Regions from separate parts of the Homo sapiens genome. Here region 2 is linked to region 1. Evidence: chromatin contacts called from ENCODE Hi-C or POLR2A ChIA-PET data. All regions are on one chromosome and are shown on one strand. The core of a region is the stretch at or near the end of the contact, and the rest is flanking DNA. Distances in the headings are between cores, read along the strand shown.

Evidence for each region. A loop is a pair of places that touch in the nucleus more often than their neighbours do. ChIA-PET counts read pairs that join two places held with the same protein, here RNA polymerase II (POLR2A). Pooled maps may share reads with other maps.
Region 2: a pooled map shows a loop between it and region 1 (5-fold over the local background). The contact joins two enhancer-like sites. A Hi-C loop is called at or near these places in 1 of 168 maps with a recorded cell type or tissue (astrocyte of the cerebellum), 1 of 37 single-sample maps with no recorded cell type and 2 of 50 pooled maps. POLR2A ChIA-PET finds 5 or more read pairs at or near these places in 1 of 52 experiments (common myeloid progenitor, CD34-positive).

Annotation. Positions count from the first base shown.
Region 1 is chr11:992,666-998,676 of GRCh38, reverse strand. AP2A2 (adaptor related protein complex 2 subunit alpha 2) reads right to left here. Exons shown (of 22, transcript NM_012305.4): 11 at 5,992-6,011; 12 at 5,296-5,393; 13 at 4,692-4,923; 14 at 4,432-4,605. Among named protein-coding and RNA genes, the nearest start is that of MUC6, 41 kb to the left of the region's middle. RefSeq lists an enhancer at 3,869-4,393. Within about 2 kb of position 2,441, at least 2 of the 41 ENCODE cell types and tissues checked have a DNase peak (open chromatin) inside an H3K27ac peak, as active enhancers do.
Region 2 is chr11:1,517,733-1,523,876 of GRCh38, reverse strand. No RefSeq gene overlaps it. Among named protein-coding and RNA genes, the nearest start is that of MOB2, 34 kb to the right of the region's middle. RefSeq lists enhancers at 1,669-1,918, 2,856-3,356, 3,357-3,857. Within about 2 kb of position 2,361, at least 4 of the 41 ENCODE cell types and tissues checked have a DNase peak (open chromatin) inside an H3K27ac peak, as active enhancers do.

The sequences.
Region 1 (6,011 bases), core at 1,192-3,691:
AAGAGCGTTCTGGAGATGTGGAGGGCTCTGACTATCACAAGGATATTGGCATTTCACAGGCAAAAAACAGAGACACAAGACACCCTAACTTGAAGATTCGTCTTGAGTAACTTTAGAATGTTCCACTGGACATCTAAGAAGGTAAAAAATTAGTTTGTAATTATCTGAGACTCCACCTGAATGCCATTTTACATTAATGCAAAGTTAAGGTGTCACACTGTACTTTCAAAAAAACTACATGTGTGGGTTTGTGATATATGAATTTTACTCAAAGATAAATGAGGCATCACAAAGTGTGTTATGCAAAAAAGGTGCAGGTCAGAATGGGGGCGGGGGGTCAGAATGGGGGCGGGTGAGAGTCAGAATGGGGATTGGGGGGCAGTCAGAAACGGGGCAGGCTCCCAGGCTCTGCTCTTGTGACGGAGCACCTCTGCAAGAGAAGACGACACGGGTCTCATGTGCTCCAAGGGTGGGAGGTCACAGAGGAGCTGGCAGAGAAGAGTCCCAAAAATATCCAAGGCGTGTCTCGATGAGACCATCTGAAGGCGGCGCTTTGCTCCCTACGCCGGGGACAGCGCCCGCCAACACTGTGGCCTCCACAGCCTGACAAAGCTGTGAGCTGCGTGGGAAGCCATCGGCCTTGGCCATGGCCATGCACCTGCAGCCCAAATGGAGACAGTTTCTCCTCTGCATCTCATCACAGATGTTACCCTGGTTCCTGCACTGATTCAAATACATCTATGGCTTTTATTTTATTTTATTTTATTTTTTTGAGACCGAGTCTCACTCTGTTACCCAGGCTGGAGTGCAGTGGTGCAATCTCAGCTCACTGCAACCTCCGCCTTCTGGGTTCAAGCAATTCTCCTGCCTCAGCTTCCCGAGCAGCTGGGATTACAGGCACACACCACCACACCTGGCTAATTTTTGTATTTTTAGAAGAGACGGGGTTTCACCATGTTGGCCAGGCTGGTCTCAAACTCCTGACCTCAAGTGATCCGCCCACCTCAGCCTCCCAAAGCGCTGGGATTACAGGTGTGAGCCACCATGCCCAGCCATCTATGGCTTTTAACTGCTTTCTAAAGTAGGAAAGCCCTTTGCCCTAGTAAAGGCATTTGTACCTGAAACGTTACCACAGATTGTAACAGCGAGGCCAGATGCAAGGCCCCAGGACAGTAGGGTCCTAACACCCACTTCAGGTTCTTCATCTTCCTTATCCTCTCAGGCCTGGGAGACCCTCCTCAGGGAGCAGGCCTGGCTCCTGGGCCACACCAGTTCACCTCCTCCCTCCAATAGCAGGACAACTTGAGGGGTGAAGGTTTTGCCTACAAGGGCCCCAGGCTCCTGCATGTGAAGCCAGGCAGCCTCTGATCCCCACACCCCTGTGCTCCCCAGCACACCCGGGGACACGCACACCACAGCCTCCCCCAAGGAGCTGTGTGCAGAAAGAGGATGCTCGGAAGAAGTAAAATGTCCTGGCCTCATCTATGATGTTAAATAAAAGACATTTTGGCCAATGTGACACCAAGATAAAGCCACTGTCTCTCGTGGGAAAGGCACATGTGCTGATGCCACCCTGAGGCCCCTTCACGGCCCATACAGAAGACCCTGAGCAAGAAAACTTCGCCAGGAGTGTCTCCCCATAGGGAGGGGCCTCTCACTGGGGCTCCCGTGAGCAATGGGAACAGATTGGAAAGCACAGGATAGCAATGACACCCACACACCATAGCTCTCGGTCAGAACAGAGGGGCCCACACACCACAGCTCTCGGTCAGGACGGAGGCGCCCACACACCACAGCTCTCAGTCAGGACGGAGGTGCCCACACACCACAGCTCTCAGCTCAGAACAGAGCTGCGTGCCTCGGCCACAGACACCTCCCTAAGGAACCCACCCGCCAGGCACCACTGACCATCAGGAGTGAAGCCACACTCAGAAAATCCACTGAATGAGCCCTGAAGGGGGAACTCCCTCCAAGAAGGCACCTTACAGAAATGCTGAACCTCACTGGACCCTCATCCTCCTTTTCAGAGGGCAGCACACTGCTCTCACTCCCAGGGTCCAGAAGCTTCCATCTGATCCCTAAGCCACACAGTCAAGGCCAGGCCCTCCAAAGTCCACCCTGAGCCTAGCCGGACAAACCTGGGTGTGATCAAAGGCCTGGGGTATGGGCACACCTCACTTCTCAGGACCCACATTAAAAAGAAACATCAAATAAGAACCAAAGAGAGACTGAAGACAATCCTACAGCCCCTTTCCATGCTCCCTCAGCGAGTTCCTCTTAACGTCAAAGCAGCTGGAGGGGAGCGAGAGCACCTGGTGCCTTCCCAGCTTCCAACAGGCAATCCCAGGTTTCCGTGGAAGACTTCACAGTGCCCTTGCTGAAAGCCGGCCTCCAGGAATCCCTGCACACCAGCCTCCCCTGGATCACGTCATCCTGCCCTCGCCTCCTCACCCAACTGGGGCCGCGTCCTCCTCTCTGCAGGGCGGAGCCGCTGCCGGCCCAGCACCCACGGGAAGGCCCCTGCTCCGGCAGCTCACAGACAAATCTCCACAAGCAAGTTTCTGCCTCCAGAAACCTATGTCAAGATGTCCAAAGGAGAGGGAGAGATGGATTAGAGGAGTGACAGAGGCCTGCTGCACTAGGCGCCTGGCTAGTGACGTCCCACGGGAGGAGACAGGGTCAAAAGCAGGTCACCAGCTCTACAGAGCACATGAGAAACATAAGCATGAAGGTGCTCAGGCGTGAAGGGAAGACGCCCACCTTGGGAGAAAGAGTCACATCTTTCATTCATTTCATTCACTCCAGGATGAGCTCACAGGCAATTCAAGCCTCCAGATGGCGGGCACAGCAGCGTGCCACAAACAACACAGAGAGAGGGCACGGGGGGACAGGGGCTGCACAGAGGACACTAGGTGGAGGGAGGGGAGAGGGAGGAAGAGGGGGAGGGAAGACTGCTCATTGAGATGTCAGGCTCAGCCTGGATACCAGCCCCATGGCAGGCCCTGCACTGTCGGCCAGAGGGGCAGGACACATGGTCAGCCGGGGCACATAAGCAGGTCCCCGCCAAGGAGTGCCAGGACTCCGACATGAGCACCCTCCCAACCAGCACACTGCCAGGGCAGGCACCACCACAGGAGCTCACCCCACAAAGCCCTGCCGATACTGGGTAGCAGCACTGGTTGCCACCACTGGACCTGCGTCCTGGAGAGACAGGTCCTCTAACTGGACAAACAGAAAGCCCGCCTGACCCCGACAGGAGCCCTCCCTGACAGTGCAGAGGGGAACAGCTGGCAAGCAGAGCCAAGCAAAAACGCAACTCTCAAAACGACACTTCTCACCTGACAAATACCACAGGACACATTCTGTTACAGGATTATTCTCATCGCATCACACATACAAGGAAAACCAGACCTAACCCAACTCACTACATAAAACCTCGAAGAGCAGGGCAGGACAGGTCCTCTCTAAATCAACAAAGCATGTGAGGACAGCTGCCTGGGTGAGGCAGTCCTGTAGGAGAGGGGACGGCCACTTCCCCTAAAACAAGGCACCACAGAGGATGTGTGAGCTGAGCTGGACAAGACGACGGTCTGAAGGAAGTGCCTTGCCCAGCAGGCACAGTGGCCCCCGGGAGAGGACAGCGGGGTGTGCAGCAGGGACAGTGGCCCCCGGGACAGGCCAGAGGGGCGTCCAGCAGGGACAGTGGCCCCCGGGACAAGCCAGCGGGGTGTGCAGCAGGGACAGTGGCCCCCAGGACAGGCCAGGGGGGCGTCCAGCAGGGACAGTGGCCCCCGGGACAGGCCAGCAGGGTGTGCAGCAGGGACAGTGGCCCCCGGGACAGGCCAGGGGGGCGTCCAGCAGGGACAGTGGCCCCCGGGACAGGCCAGCAGGGTGTGCAGCAGGGACAGTGGCCCCCGGGACAGGCCAGGGGGGCGTCCAGCAGGGACAGTGGCCCCCGGGACAGGACAACGGGGCGTCCAGCAGGGACAGTGGCCCCCGGGACAGGCCAGGGGGGCATCCAGCAGGGACAGTGGCCCCCGGGACAGGCCAGCAGGGTGTGCAGCAGGGACAGTGGCCCCCGGGACAGGACAACGGGGCGTCCAGCAGGGACAGTGGCCCCCGGGACAGGCCAGGGGGGCGTCCAGCAGGGACAGTGGCCCCCGGGACAGACAGCGGGGCGTCCAGCAGGGACAGTGGCCCCCGGGACAGGACAGCGTGGCGTCCAGCAGGGACAGTGGCCCCCAGGACAGGACAGCAGCGTGTCCAGCAGGGACAGTGGCCCCCAGGACAGGACAGCGGGGTGTCCAGAGCCACAGCCAGAGCCTGGGTTCTCAGTACATGCTCCTCCCTGACAGGCAAATGCTCTGCTGGTCCCAAGTCTTGGGGGTGAGGCCCTGACAGGTCTGGGTGCACAGTAGGTGAGGGACCCACCACGGCGCTGGTACTGGCTGGGGCAGGCTCAGGACCCCCGTTCACGTCCACACTCCTGTCCCGCTTGGTGTCCTCCAGGTCTGTCACCGTGCTGGGGCCCTTCTTCTTCTTGAGCTTTGCCAAGATGGAGGACTCCCGCTCCGGGAATGGGGGCATCTCCTCCAGCACGGTCGCCTTGGAAAGAACACAGGGTGGGACTGGTCAGAGCTCCTGGCCTCCAACCCTCAGCCAAGCCAGCCCGAAGGGCGGGGGCCTCCTACCAGAATGTCGGTGCTGGCCACGGTGCTGAGCCGCAGGTACTCCACAGCACGCTGCTGCAGCTCCACGTCTGCGTTCCTGAGCTGGCTGTCGCTGCGCAGCACGTCCTGGATGGTGGGCTTCACCTCCGGGAAGAGGTTCACGAACTTGATGTAGGTGGACAGGAGCAGCGCGCGGGTGGGGACGCTGCACAGGTGGAACTTGGAGTGCAGCAGGTGGAACTGGATCAGCGGGCTGGGGACGGGGAGGCACAACACAGGGACACCGTCGTCCCCTCGCAGGCTGCAGCACGCCCCCGCGGGGGGGGGACGGCGGCGAGACCCCCTGGCCTGCACCAGAGGCCGCTGGTCGGGACCCTCTTCCAGCTCCAGATCCCACCGCAAAGACGCCCCTTTCACTAAGTCAGCCATCAACCCCACGTCTCCATTTTCTACTAGAATCCCTGCTTTTTCTATCAACTGAAGGAAAACAAAAAGACGCCGATGGGGAGCAGAAGCGGCTCTGCGAGGCCTCACGGCAGGGCCAGCTGGTGCCTCGCCTCTTGCCACCGACCACCGAGAGGCCCGCCGGAGCGCACACAGCCCCGACTCGCAAAGGGCCTCTCACCTGGATCTCGGGTCTCCAGCTATCAAGTTTCCAAACTCCCCCAGGATGTAGCCGCCCACTTTGACCAGGTTCTCGTGGCACGCGGGAGCCTGAAGAGCCTGCGAAGCACAAACAATGAGCCGGGGTGGCAGCCAGGTGCCAGAGTTAAGGCGAGGCGGGCACGTCCTGGCGCGGTGCACCCTACACCAGCACCAGCCCCTCAGCTTCCTGGAGACCCCAGTCCAAGTGCCCATCCCTGCCTTCCTCAGCACCCTCAGTACCTGTGTCAGCAGCAAGGAACCCAAGGCTGCCACACGCTGACCTGCCCTGGAGGGAGCTGCAGCATCCACAACAGGCTCTGGCTGGGGAGGTTCTGCCAGCGTCCTCATGGCACACCCCTTGCCGGTGGCCTAACCCTCTCCGACGGACAGGGCAGGCCCCACCACGGCATGCCCCAGCATGCTCTCACACACACAGAGGCCGGCTTTCTCAGGTGGCCCCCAGAGAGCCAGAAGTTTGAGAGTTAGGGTGAGAAGAAACTGGGACTCAGCAAGGGGCACCAACAGTGGAGGAGCTAGAGCCTCAGGGAAGAGCTGAGGGGCAAGAGGGGTCAGCAACGGCCCTCGGCACCTCCACGCAGGCAGGCTGGAACCACTCACTGCTCACCTTCTGCAACTGCCCTCCACCCCATCCTTCCTGCCATCCTGCGGGCCATACCTCGAACACAGTCTTGGCCG
Region 2 (6,144 bases), core at 1,112-3,611, 530 kb before region 1:
TTGTGTCCTGAGCTTCAGGACTGAGACATAGGTGGGGGCAGGTGGAGCTTTCTAGTCACCGTCTGGAAGATGCTTGTCCTTCCTCTTCTTCCTGCCTTCCTGCGGCTCCTCGACAGCCCTTGGTGAGAACAGGGCTGCCCCATGGCTGGGGCCCCAGGAAGGTGTTGGAGGGTGAAGTTTGACCCCTGCCCTGGGCTAACACCAGGGAAGGACTTGGGGCCTGGGATGGTGGGCCTTTGTCCCAGCAGCTCAGCTGTACTCACAAGTCAGCATGAAGATTTCAAAGCCAGATTCACACATTTCACCTGACAGGAAGAATAGGGAACCCACCCCTGACAGGCTGTGTGCCCCCTTTACACGCTGATGGAACGTTGACCAAAACCTCCGCTTATCTCGGTGAATTGAATTCCTCTGGAGTGTGCTCTTGACCCAAGTGGAGTTAAACTAGAAATCAGCAAAGTGATACTCCTAGTATTTAGAAATTAGGAAGCACACTTCCAAGTAACCAGTGGGACAAAGAAGAATTTGTAATGGAAATTACAACATACTTTTTAGCTGAAAGATAACAAAAATATGCCATGCTGAGACTTGCAGGGTGCACACCGGCCAGGAGCGGTTCACAGCCCTCAGGTACTCGTCACTCTCGGAGCAGTAGCTGGGCTCAGAGACGGTGGATGGAGGGAAATGAGGCTGGAGCAGAAGTTAACAAAGCAGAAAGTCAGTCTCCCACAGATATAGTCATCGAGGCCAGAGTTGGATTCTTTGAAAACAGGAATATAGTGGAAAATCTGGCAAGAGTGATCAAGACAGGGAAAAAGAGATGGCACAGATAGCCAGTCTTTTTCATAAGTCATGCTGGCCAACCAGATAGCCATATTTAAAAAAACCTTGGCCTGTACCTCACACCCTACAAAGAATAATTGAGCCCAGTAGAATGTAGGTCTAAGTGTAGAAGGTTCTGGAACTGCTGTCCAGCACGGCCTCCAGCCATGTAGCTTGGCAGCGCTAGAGATGTGCTGAGTGTAAAATACGCTAGACTGAAAAAAATACAGTGGCACCTTGTATTTTCTGTATTGATTGTAAGTCGAAAATATTTTACATCTGTTGGGTTAAATAAAATTAATCTTGGCTGTTTCTTTTACTTTTCAATGGGGCCATTAGAACATTTAAAATTATATCCATGGCTCAGATTATGGCTTGTGTTATATTTCTCTTGAACAGCACTGTTATAGAAGATGCTATTCTTGACCCATGGGTTAAGAAAAGTTTTTTTAAACAGGACTAAAAAGTACTCATCATAAAGGAAAAGATAGATAATTTGGTTTACATTAAAATTAAGCAGCTCTGTTTATCAAAGATATTCCTCAAAAACTGAAAAGGCTGGCCGGGGACCGTGGCTCACACCTATAATCCCTGCACTTTGAGGGGCCGAGGCTGGAGGACTGCTTGAGCCCAGGAGTTCAGGACCAGGCTGGGCAACATAGTGAGACCTCATAAATAAATAAATAAATAAAAATAAATTAACTGGACGTGGTGGCATCCGCTACTCAGGGGGACTGAGGTGGGAGGATCCCTTGAGCCCAGGAGGTCGGGGCTGCGGTGAGCCATGATCTCACCACTGTACTCCAGCCTGGGCCACAGAGCAGGACTCTGTTTCAAAAAAAAAAGAAAGCAACTTTTGCAGGGGGAATTTACCATACCTAGAACTTACCGGAGCTCAGATCCAGACTTCCCCACGGGCTCCAACAAAGAACAAGAAACAGCTCGTCCCGTAGAAGATGGGCAGAGGCTTGAACAGATGCCTCATGAAGAAGGACGTGCAAACGGCCCCGAGCCCTGGGAAAGAGCCCTTGACCACGTCTCCCCTGGGGTGAGCCCGGGAAAACCCCAAGCCTTAGACGCACTGCACGTGACAGCGGGTGTCTAGTGAGCACCGCGCCACTAGAGCGGGTGTCAGGGCGCCTTGCTAACCCTTTCCACCTGGTGTGCTCGCTGCTGTGTGGAACTCCCATCTTGTGCTTTTCATCTTCCCATGCTTTGTTTGAATTTCTTCTTTTTATTTTTTAATTATCCTTCTTTCAAATTGCCTTGGAAGTTAGGTACTTTATTTTATTTGATTTTTTGTAGAAGCAGGGTCTCACTGTGTTGTCCAGGATGGTCTCAGACTCCTGGCCTCAAGCCATCCACCCACCTTCACCTTCCAAAGTGCTGGGATTACACTGTGAGCCACCGTGCACACCCTCCTTTAGTGGTTTTCTTACAGCACACGCTAAACCTCCAGGGTCTGATGTTGATTAACAGCTTTATCCGCCTCCCCGAAGTACCCAAGATACTAGACCGCTTCTGGGTACTTCCCCTCTTGAGTTGTGAGCACTTGCTGTGTTTTAAATTCTGTACACTTCGGACCCCCACATGCTACTGCTGTGTTTTAAATTCTGTACACTTCGGACCCCCACATGCTACTTGTACGCTGGTATTTATTTAGGTTGGCTGGTTTTGTGCTCCATCTCTTTGGCTGTACCCTCTCCTTCCTCCTTTGTCCTTCTGGGTTTGTCCTTTTGCGTCTGTGACCAGTTTTCCTCTGCTTGTGCTGCAGCCTTGAGCTTTCTTGGATTTTCTTTCAGGTGACTCTGCTGGGGGCGCCCTCTCAGTCTCTGTCTGAAAATGCCTTCAGTTGTCCTTCATTCTTGGCAGAGCTTTTCGCTGTGTGTCGTGTTCTTGGTTGGCTTGCTTTCAGCCCTCTTTCGACGTGAGGCCGCCGACCTCCGGCTTCCGGCGTTGCTGTGGAGAAGCGGCTGTCAGATGCACTGCTGCTCCCTCGAGGGTATCTGCCACCTCCTGGCCCCAGCTGCTTCTGACGTTTATATTTTTAAATTTTTACATAATTTCAAAGTTAGAAGTTGCCAAAGTAGTGTGAATAATTCCTGCATACCTTCTCCCAGATTGGCCAGTGTCAGCGTTTCTGCCACATCTGCCTTGCCGTTTTCTCTCTCTCAGTACCTGCACGTGGGTCTTTTCTCAGCAGTTTGAGAGTGACTTGCATCTTTACCCCAGCATAGGATAGAATGCACTTCTGCAGGGAGACACCTCGGTGCACCCACACAGAAAGAGATGGTGAAGGGGCCAGACTGCCCGCCCTGTTCAGGATAAACTTTGAAACAGGCTCAGAAGTTACTTCATGTGAGATGTGGGGGAGACACGGAGGCATGGTGTGAGCGAGTGATAGCAGATCAGGCTTGCTGCATACTGGGAGGGGGACTTCAGTGGAAACTGCCAGCACAGAGCAGGACCGTGAGGATGGAGGGAGCCCGGGGGTGGCCAGCCCGATGGCCAGCGTCTCAGTGGCATCTCCCTGGGCTGCAGCCTGAGAGGGGCAGGGCAGCAAGCACGGCTGCTCTCTGGAAGCCCCACTCTCAGTATTGACGTGCAAGTTCACAGTCTAGTTCCTGACGCCGTGGAGACCAAGCCCTTCCCTGGGGACTGGAGGAGAGATGAGCAAAGGGAACAGAACACGACCCTGAGAAACTGGGGATCTGACCCCGGGCCCGCAGAGTGAGCTGCAGAAACAGTGGGCAGTCCCCACATGGCCTTGTTACAGCCTAGATTTCTTACCGAAATAGTTTTTTTGTTTTGGTTTTTATTTTTTGTTTAGAGACCAGGCTGGAGTGCGGTGGTGCAATCACAGCTCACTGCTGCCTTGACCTCCTGGGTTTAACAGATCCTCCTGCCTCAGCCTCCTGAGTAGCTGGGACCACAGGTGCGCACCACCGTGCCCCACGAATTTTGAAAAAAATTTTTTTATAGAGGCAGAGTCTTGCCGTCTTGCCTAGGCTGGTCATAAACTGAAAGACTTAAAGCAGTCTCCATTAATGAAAATTAGCAAGACTCTGTTTTTCATTTCTCCACTGATTCAATAGTATTTAGTTTTACGTTGTTTAAAAGGAACATTCAATCTCCTTTGCAGTCATAGTTCTTGATTTCATATTACTGAATGGTTGCATTAAAATCCCTTTTGACTAATTATGAGGTTGGGAATTCTAAAGTCTGTTGAGCAGACAGCTTGTGTCAAGTGAGGCAGCTGGTGATTTCTGGACACTCTTGATTCCATCTGAGCTTCCTTTTCCAGCACAGCCTTATCCTGAACACCTGATTTTGGGGTAACTTCTTATAAAGCCCACTGTGTGTTATTGTGGACACGGTCTCCTGGTGTCCCCCCTTGTGATGACAACTAGAATGCCTCCGGGTTTCCAGCACTCGCCGTCCTCACTGGTGTAAAGCTTACCGCTCTGTTCCGTGTCCTGCATCTCTGGTCAGCACCGCAGTCTGTTTCCTGTGCTTCTGCCTGGGTGGCCAGGGGCTGCCCAGAAATGACCCAGATTCACACCCCAGCCTCCTGCTCCCCTGTAGCATGCTGGGTTTCTGTCCATGGTAGCATTTGCTGGAAACATCTGTTGTTCCTTTCCATCCTGGCCTTCGTTCCTTCACTTGCTGGCCTTCCCTGGGAGGCAGGGGCAGTGAGTTCTTGGGTTCGGAGTCCCAGGGCAGTCCTGGGGCAGGTGTCCAGTGGATGGATGTGTGCTGGGGGTGTGTGGAGGACCCTGCAGAGCATGCATCGAAGTCCCTCTGCTACACTCACTCACCCTCAAGGGGAGTCTGCTGCGTGCCGGCACCGTGCCGCTGAGAACTGGGTGCACACGGCCCCACTTGGTCCCCATTGCATCTCTGCCCCAGAATGGAGGTGCAGAGAGGCCAGGTGTGTGCCTGGCGCTGTAGGGCAATGGTTCCCCAGGTGGGGTGTGGGCACCAGCAAGGGCAGTGATAAAAGAAAAACTTAATGTAAAGGTCTTTAATTGAACAACAAACGATTCTTGGATTGACAGCCTCTTGAGCCAGAGTAGGCTCATAGACTCCAGAGCAGCCCTGTGGGGGAAGATTTATGGAAAGGGAAAGTGACCTACGGAAAACGGAAGTAAGGCATAGAAACAGCCGATTGGTTACGCTCGGCATTTGCCTTATTTGAACACAGCTCGAACAGTTACCTACATATGATTGGCCAAAACTTGGTGATTGGCACAAGTATAGGCTATGATCTGTTTACACCTGTACTTGTCATAGTTCACGATGTACAAAGAAACCTTTAGGTGGAACTTAAAATATGTAAGGAGGCAGCTGTAGGTGAAACTTAACAGTGGGTTGCTTGGGACCTTGTTAGAAATGCACGTTCTTGGGTTCTACCCGGAACCATTGCTGCAGAGACAAAGGGTGGCCCGGCTGGCTGTGCAGACGAGCCCTAGGCAGGCGGCTCCAGGGACCACGGGGGCCCAGCTCCCCGCAGGCTTGTCTGGCCCGGAGGTCCTGCTCCCCTGCTGTCACACGCGTGAAGCCGTCCCTGTGCGCAGGCCAGTCTCGCGGGGGTCACCACGGAGCGTGTGCACCACACTTTCCCCATCCCTTGATCCATCATTGGGCGTTGAGGTTTTCCCATGTCTTGACTGTTGTACCTGGCGGCTCTGCGGAGTAACCGCTGCGGACACACAGTAGGACGGGAGGGAGAAGCCATTGCGTTTCACCCTTTCATGGCCCTTCCTTTCCCCTTCCAAGTGAGCTCTTTGAGGTGAGTCATGGAGGGCAGTGTCCCTCTGCATCCTGTCTGGGGTTGTCAAATATGGCCAAGTGGGCTCCATCGGGGCAGCGGGTGGGGTGGGGGGTGTCTGTCAGAGCAGGCAGCATCTTCCTACTGTCCCCAGACCCTTGTTTCTCAGCCACCTCCTTTCTCTGTGGTTATGTGGCTAGTTAGGCCTATAGCTGTGACATCAGGCAGAGTCACAGTGGGCACAGTGCTGGCACAGGTGCTGCCGTGACCAGCCCTGGAGTTCCGACTGTCCCCCTGCTCACCGCCACACCCTGCAGGGCGCTTACCGTGACCCTGTTATGTAGGTGGCAAAATGGAGGGACAAAGTGATAGGAGCCTGCCTGAAGAACTGAGAGGTGGGAGTTGCGTCTGGCCCAGCTGTGCTCGACCCCCTTCCAGGGTGCTCTGGCCGATAACGGAGGGAATTGACAAGCCTCACTCTGGGGAGGGAGGTGGTGGAGATGGCGGCCGGGAGTCCCTGAGCAGTTGTGGTGGGGCATCGTCTGTGGAGA